Regions from separate parts of the Mus musculus genome. Here region 2 is linked to region 1. The links are chromatin loops, found by intact Hi-C in ENCODE. Cell type or tissue: left cerebral cortex. All regions are shown on one strand. Each heading gives the region's core, and the rest is flanking DNA. Links, peaks and the distances in the headings are about the cores only. Region 1 holds the start of Cep57l1 (centrosomal protein 57-like 1). Region 2 holds the start of Sec63 (SEC63-like (S. cerevisiae)).

The links. Peaks named below come from ENCODE experiments on the same cell type or tissue, not always from the same donor. Only the 100,000 strongest peaks of a DNase experiment are listed, where the experiment ranks them.
Region 2: it touches region 1 in a loop (2.4-fold over the local background); 3 of 42 quality-filtered maps call a loop at or near these places.

What each region holds. Positions count from the first base shown.
Region 1 is chr10:41,808,740-41,811,644 of GRCm38, forward strand. Cep57l1 (centrosomal protein 57-like 1) reads right to left here and starts at 1,129. Exons shown (of 11, transcript NM_001243074.1): 1 at 1,049-1,129; 2 at 834-924. The coding sequence starts at 908. Sesn1 (sestrin 1) reads left to right here and starts at 1,835. Exons shown (of 10, transcript NM_001162908.1): 1 at 1,835-2,561. The coding sequence starts at 2,283. In left cerebral cortex, for the core only: CTCF peaks have their summits at 1,134 and 2,018; DNase peaks (open chromatin) are centred at 958, 1,174, 1,714 and 2,367; H3K4me3 peaks cover 2,368 bases; H3K27ac peaks cover 2,171 bases.
Region 2 is chr10:42,758,866-42,761,770 of GRCm38, forward strand. It overlaps Sec63 (SEC63-like (S. cerevisiae)), which reads left to right and starts at 2,631. Exons shown (of 21, transcript NM_153055.3): 1 at 2,631-2,905. The coding sequence starts at 2,900. In left cerebral cortex, for the core only: a CTCF peak has its summit at 1,607; DNase peaks (open chromatin) are centred at 1,719 and 2,612; H3K4me3 peaks cover 468 bases; H3K27ac peaks cover 347 bases.

The sequences.
Region 1 (2,905 bases), core at 182-2,681:
TTTCAATGAGTGTATTGTTTGCATGTATGCCTGTGCCCCAGGTTTATGCCTGGTGTCTACTGAGGTTAGAAGTCATCAGATCCTCTGGAACTAAAGTTATGAATGGCTGTGAGCTGCCAAGTTGGGGCTGAGAATCGAACTTAAGTACTGTATAAGAACAATTCTTAACTACTGCACCATCTCTTTAGTTCCAGATTAATATTTTATGACTATGTTTACTTTGTAAAACAAAGGATTAAAATCGAATCCGATTACCAGTCTATTAAAAACCTTCCAAAAACACCTTTAGAGAAATGACCATATCGTTCAAAGATAACACATTTAGGAGGTTTTTATAGGCTTCTTTTCATACAGAACCTTCCAAACCTAAGGACATTTGAAGTTCTTTTCAGTCTCAGACACAAGAGACTTGCTTTCAAAGATCCCCTTCGGATGCTATCTGACTGAGCAAAGACAGCACAAAACAGATCCCTGTAAGGGCAAAGGTGCAATGGCAACGCTTAGGGATTCCTAATCCATTCAGCACGGGCCTATGTGCAAGAGGACAGCAGAAGCAGCGGCGTCGGTTTTTTGTTTTGCTTTTTTGTTTCTTTTCTTTTTTTTTTTTTTCCAGTTTGCCTGTCTTAAGGCTGCTCCTTGGCCTTCCAAACAATGATCCCCAAATCCTTGCCTCAGTCACCCAACCAAAGGTGTTGAGCACCTGCACTATTTCTCTCCCGGCAAGCCACGACGGAAAGGAAGCAATCCCAGATGGCGTCGGCACCAGAGTTTCCGAGGGGAAAAAAAAAATTTTTTTTCACTGAACGGGTCACAACCAAGCCTACCACGCTTACCAGATGGACGCTCCCAGTTAACCACGGCCTCCAGAACCGTTGGTTCGCGGGCAAAGACAAGTGTCGCGGTGGCATCTGGGAATTGTAGTTTCTGTCGCAAACAGAGCGCGTAGTTAGCATTACAACTACATTTCCCAAAAGCCAACGCAAAGCCCTGCCTGCTTGGCTGTCACTCATAATTCTATCCCATTTCTACTTGGAATACTATAGAGCACCTTTATTTGTTCGGCTTTTCTTGTTCGATAAACATCTCCGGGCATCTGTACTCCTTACTTTTCTTTCCCCTTCTTCAAACCAGCGCCTCCAAACGTCGAGAAAGGACAACACCGCGGAAAGCGCATGCGCCCTGGCCGGCGTCGCGCATGCGCAGCAGCCGGTCTTAGTCAGTGGCGCGCTGGACTCGGGGTCCGGAGGTACTCTGCCCGAGGGCGGGGCTGCTTCCAATGGCTGTCTTTGCGGGTCGCGTGTGCCTGGGCGGAGAGGCAGGCATGGGGCAGGGGCGGCTCCCGGCGGTCCCGGGCGGGGACAGGGGAGGGGCTGGGGGTGAGGACCCCGTCTCCCCTCCCTGCTCCCGCCCTCTGGGCCGATCCCCACCGACGGGGCTGGGCGAAGGGGCGGGCTCTGTGCCTGGGGCCCTTTGCTTCAGCCGTGCAGCCCTGGGCTCGATGACTGCTGGATTGCGGGGTGCCCTCTGGCTTGGCGGAGGTGGGCGAGGACAGAGGAGTAAGAGGAGCATCGGCGTACCCCGGGGGACAAGAACCGGCAGGGTTGGGGACGCCGCCCTTAGTCGCCGCTGACACTGTGATTGGCGGACACTGCTCCCCCGGAGCACCGGAGCCTCGGGCCCCAGCAGCTAAGGGCCAGGGTCTACCGCCTACCCCGCCAGCACCCGCCCGCTGCCCTGCCGCGGCGCTAGGAGGAGCCGAGGGGGGCGGAGACTGGTGTCGGAGGAGGGCGGGGTGGGAACGGTCGAGAACCAGCCGCTGCACAGACAAAAAATCGAATGGCTGGAGAACCTTCTACTGTTTACCAGCCTTTTGGGACCAAGCACGGATTTGACAGCTCCACAACGTGAGGATATCCGCTGACCCTGCGACACAGAGAACACTTCCCCGGGACTCTGTGTCCAGCTAACCAGCTCTGTGAGATTGCAACTTTCCAAGTTTGTTCTTTTCAATCTCTGTCAGAAGACTGCCCTCGTGTAGGAGAGGGTGCCTGGGTGATCCGCCTTGTGGATCGATTTGAAAGCATCAACTTTAAAAAGCACGTGTGATTCCCAGTGCCATCCAGACGCCTGCTTTCACGACGGCTGGATTTCTCTGACTTTATTCTTAGCGTTTCTCGTTGTTTTTGTTTTTTGTTTAAAAAACAAACAAACGACGGGCTGCTTTGGGGGAATGCTGAAAGGTAACTGACTAAACGCTGAAAAAGAAAAAGCTCTTGATTGTCATGGCTGAAGGAGAGAATGAAGCGAGATGGGAGGGACTGTGCAGCAGAGACACGACTACTAGAGAGACAGCACTGGAAAACATTAGGCAGATCGTTTTGAGAAAAACCGAATACCTTCGTTCAGCGAAAGAGACACTTTCCCGACCTTCAGACGGACTTTCAAACGCGGTTTCTTTGGATGGGATGAATAAACTTCTTGCTCATCTGCTTATGCTCTCTAAGAGATGTCCCTTTAAAGATGTGCGAGAGAGAAGCGGGCTCATTCTGAAGAGCGTCGAGGTAAGAGCAGTTTTAGAGTGACTTAACTAGCCGATGTGATTTGACTTAGTTATTCCCGTCGCTTTTGCTTCCATGGGGGTAGTCTAACTGGTTAGCTGTTAATAATGACATCACTAGGCATTAGAGGGTTCTGTAAAACGTTCAATGTTGGGCCCAAATGGAACAGGCTAAACTAAAAACGGTTTTCAAAAATAGATGAACAGGAATTGTTTTTATGGTGTTTTTGGGTAGAAATGGCATTGTCTGTGGAATATAATATATATGAAAGGTCTGGTTAATTAAAATCCAGTCTTTGTCATTTTTTTTCTGTTTGTTGCCAAGTGTAGCCAGTGCGCTTTTCACAT
Region 2 (2,905 bases), core at 159-2,658, 950 kb after region 1:
TGTGTGTCAGCAAATAATGGGAGCAGAGCTCTCCAGTGGCAGCCCTCTTCCCCAGCAGCGTCAGGAGGTCCCCTAGAGTTTAGGGACCACCACTCAGGCTCAATTAGGACTCATGGGTTTGTTTTTCAAAAAGAATTCTGGAACTAAACTAAAGAAAGTGGAGGGTTGGTGTTTTTTTTCTTCTCTTTTCTTTTCTGTCAATTCTACTGGAACTGAGACTTAAGCGTGAGGTCAGGAGAAAGAGTGTTTGGAACTGCAGCTGGACAGAGAGCAAGGGCTTGGGGCCACTCAAAGACAGCCATGGCTGACTGTTTGATACAATAGTCATACGAGATTTTGATGGAGTTTGAAGTTACTATGTTTCCACAGGATGGTTCCTGGGCACATTTTGTGGCATTACAGTCAGTAGGAAAAGTCTGGTCCCCAGAGATGTTGGATAGATTTACTGTAAATAGTATTGTTTGTGATTTTTCTGGCAATGTCTGGGCAAAGGAATGAGAGCCTGCCTGGGTCATATATGTTCAGGCCGTAAGTTTGGGTTGTTGCTACTTTAACATGAAATATCTATGTCTGAAATGAATGTCAACTCTAGGTCAGCATCCTAGACAAAAATGTTGAGTTCTTGATTCTCACCTGCTGACAGGCTTTTTTTTTTTTTTTTTTTTTTTTTGATAGTTTCATTGTATAGCCCTGGCTGGCCTCAAATGCACAGAGATCTGCCTGCCTCTGCTACCTGAGTGCTGGCATTAAGTACTCTGGGATGAGGTCCCCTTTTCTGTCTTCAATCTCCCAAATTCCCTGTCTATCCTGCCTCAGGATGGCCCTAGTTCTGTTCTGATTTCATAGTCCAAGTTTCTTTTCCACTTCTAAGTTTCCCTCTTACAATAAAGTCCTTGGAAACTTTACGGGGGAGTGGGGGGGGGGGAACAAGGCAGAAAAATGTAGCAAAAGTGGCTTTCAGAAATGTGCTGTTAAATTGGAATTTGAAAGGGGAGACAGAATACTTGTGAACATAATCTAGTATAAGGGGAAGCATGACTCATTATGATAAATACTGGTTTTGAGACATTCAATGAAAGAGCTTGTGTAACCAGATTTCCTCTCAGACAATGGAAGGCATATTGAAAAGCCATGTAGTTAACTGACTAGTCTTGAAACAATCCTTAAACGCTGGTGCTGGTGTACAGCTTTATTCCCAGCACTCAGGAGGTAGAGGCAGGCTGATCTCTGTGAGTTCGAGGCCAACCCTGGCTAAAGAGTGAGTTCCGGGACAGCCAGGGCTACACAAAGAAACCCTGGCTCAAAAAGAAAAAAAAAAAAACACCCCCCCCAACAAAAAGCAAAGTAAACAAAACAACAACAAAACGGGCAGTTAAGAGCACTGAATGCTCTTCTGAAGGTCCTGAGTTCAAATCCCAGCAACCACATGATGGCTACAGTGTACTCATATACATAAAAATAAAAAATGAATCTTAAAAAAAAATACAGCAGAATGTTTGTACTTGCGCGGTAGCTTCTCTTTTTAAAGATATTGCACAGTTTCCTTTACTATTCACAGCGGTCCTGTGTAAAGTGCCCTGTGTCCTCTTGATCCACAGAGGGCAGTGCAGACACTGGGACCCACCCTGCTAAGGCCACCACTGGACTCTGGTGGGATCTTTGCAAGGTTAGAGGACTATCCTGCAGTTCAGCTGACTCCAGCTTGAGATTCGGTGGCCAGGAGCAGAGAGTGACTGCCTCTTCAGATTGCCCACAGGTTGCAGGGGAGTGCCAGCGGCTCTTTGGGGCGTCAGAGCGATCTGGGTTTGGATCCTCAAGCCCTGAGCAAACCCAAACCATTGAGCGTTACCTCTGGAAAATGTTTTGAGTCTGAATTTTCTCATCAATAGAGCATATATGACATTGGTTCTCAATATGTGGGTCCTGACCCTGTTAAGGGGGAGTTATCAAAAGACCGTTTTAGAGGGAGTATATATATCATGCACATCATATATTTACATTACAATTCGTAACAGTAGTAAAATTACAGTTATGAACTAGAAATGAAAATAATTTTACGGTTCGGGGTCACGACAACATGAGGGACTGTATTAAAGTGTGGCAGCATTAGGAAGGTTGAGAGCCACCGATCTATATTTTGCTTTATTTCATGTTTTACTGACAAATTGAAGACATGATCGCTTGGGTCACAGAAAGCATTAGTGAACTGGCAGCTCCAAATACCAAGGCTTTGGAACTCTGAGGAGTTCCTTGCTCCCTATTCTTTTCATTTATTTATTTTTCCTTGCTCCCTATTTTAATGGCACTTGTTTCCATGAGGTTCACGTGGAGGAAAAGTGAGAGGGATAGGAGAGAGTGGAGAGGTTTGGCAACCTCGCTTAGGTTGCAAAAGCTCAGGTCCCAATCGCACCTAGGACGCTCGCCTCTGCTCACTGCTTGGGGGACCCTGGCAAGAAAGCTCCTGGAATCCGGGAAGGGTGCTGGGAAGGAAAGCCTGGTAAGCAGGGGGCGGGACCCGGGGGCGGGCTTATGGAAAACAGAGGGCGTGGTCCGTGGCTCAGGGGCGGGGCCGCGGGCGGGGTCCAACAGAGTTTCTTTGCTGCGCGCGCCACGTCTCCCTCAGTGAGCGTGTGGAGGAGACGGCCGGGGAGGGAACAGCCGCGTGGGGCGGGAACTAGCTCCTCTCGCGAGAGTTGGCGACGGCCGCGGCGGCGGCGGCGGCGTGTCCGTGAGAGCGGCGTGGGGGCGGGGAGGAGAGCGGCGGCGGCGGCGGCGGCGGCGGCGGTAGCGGCGTCCGAGCTACGCCACACGGGGCCGGGGCGCTGGGAGCCGGGAGCCGGAGCGCAGCGCGGGGTCGTGGCGACGGCGGTGAGGGGAGCGCGGCGGAGGAGGCGGAGCCATGGCG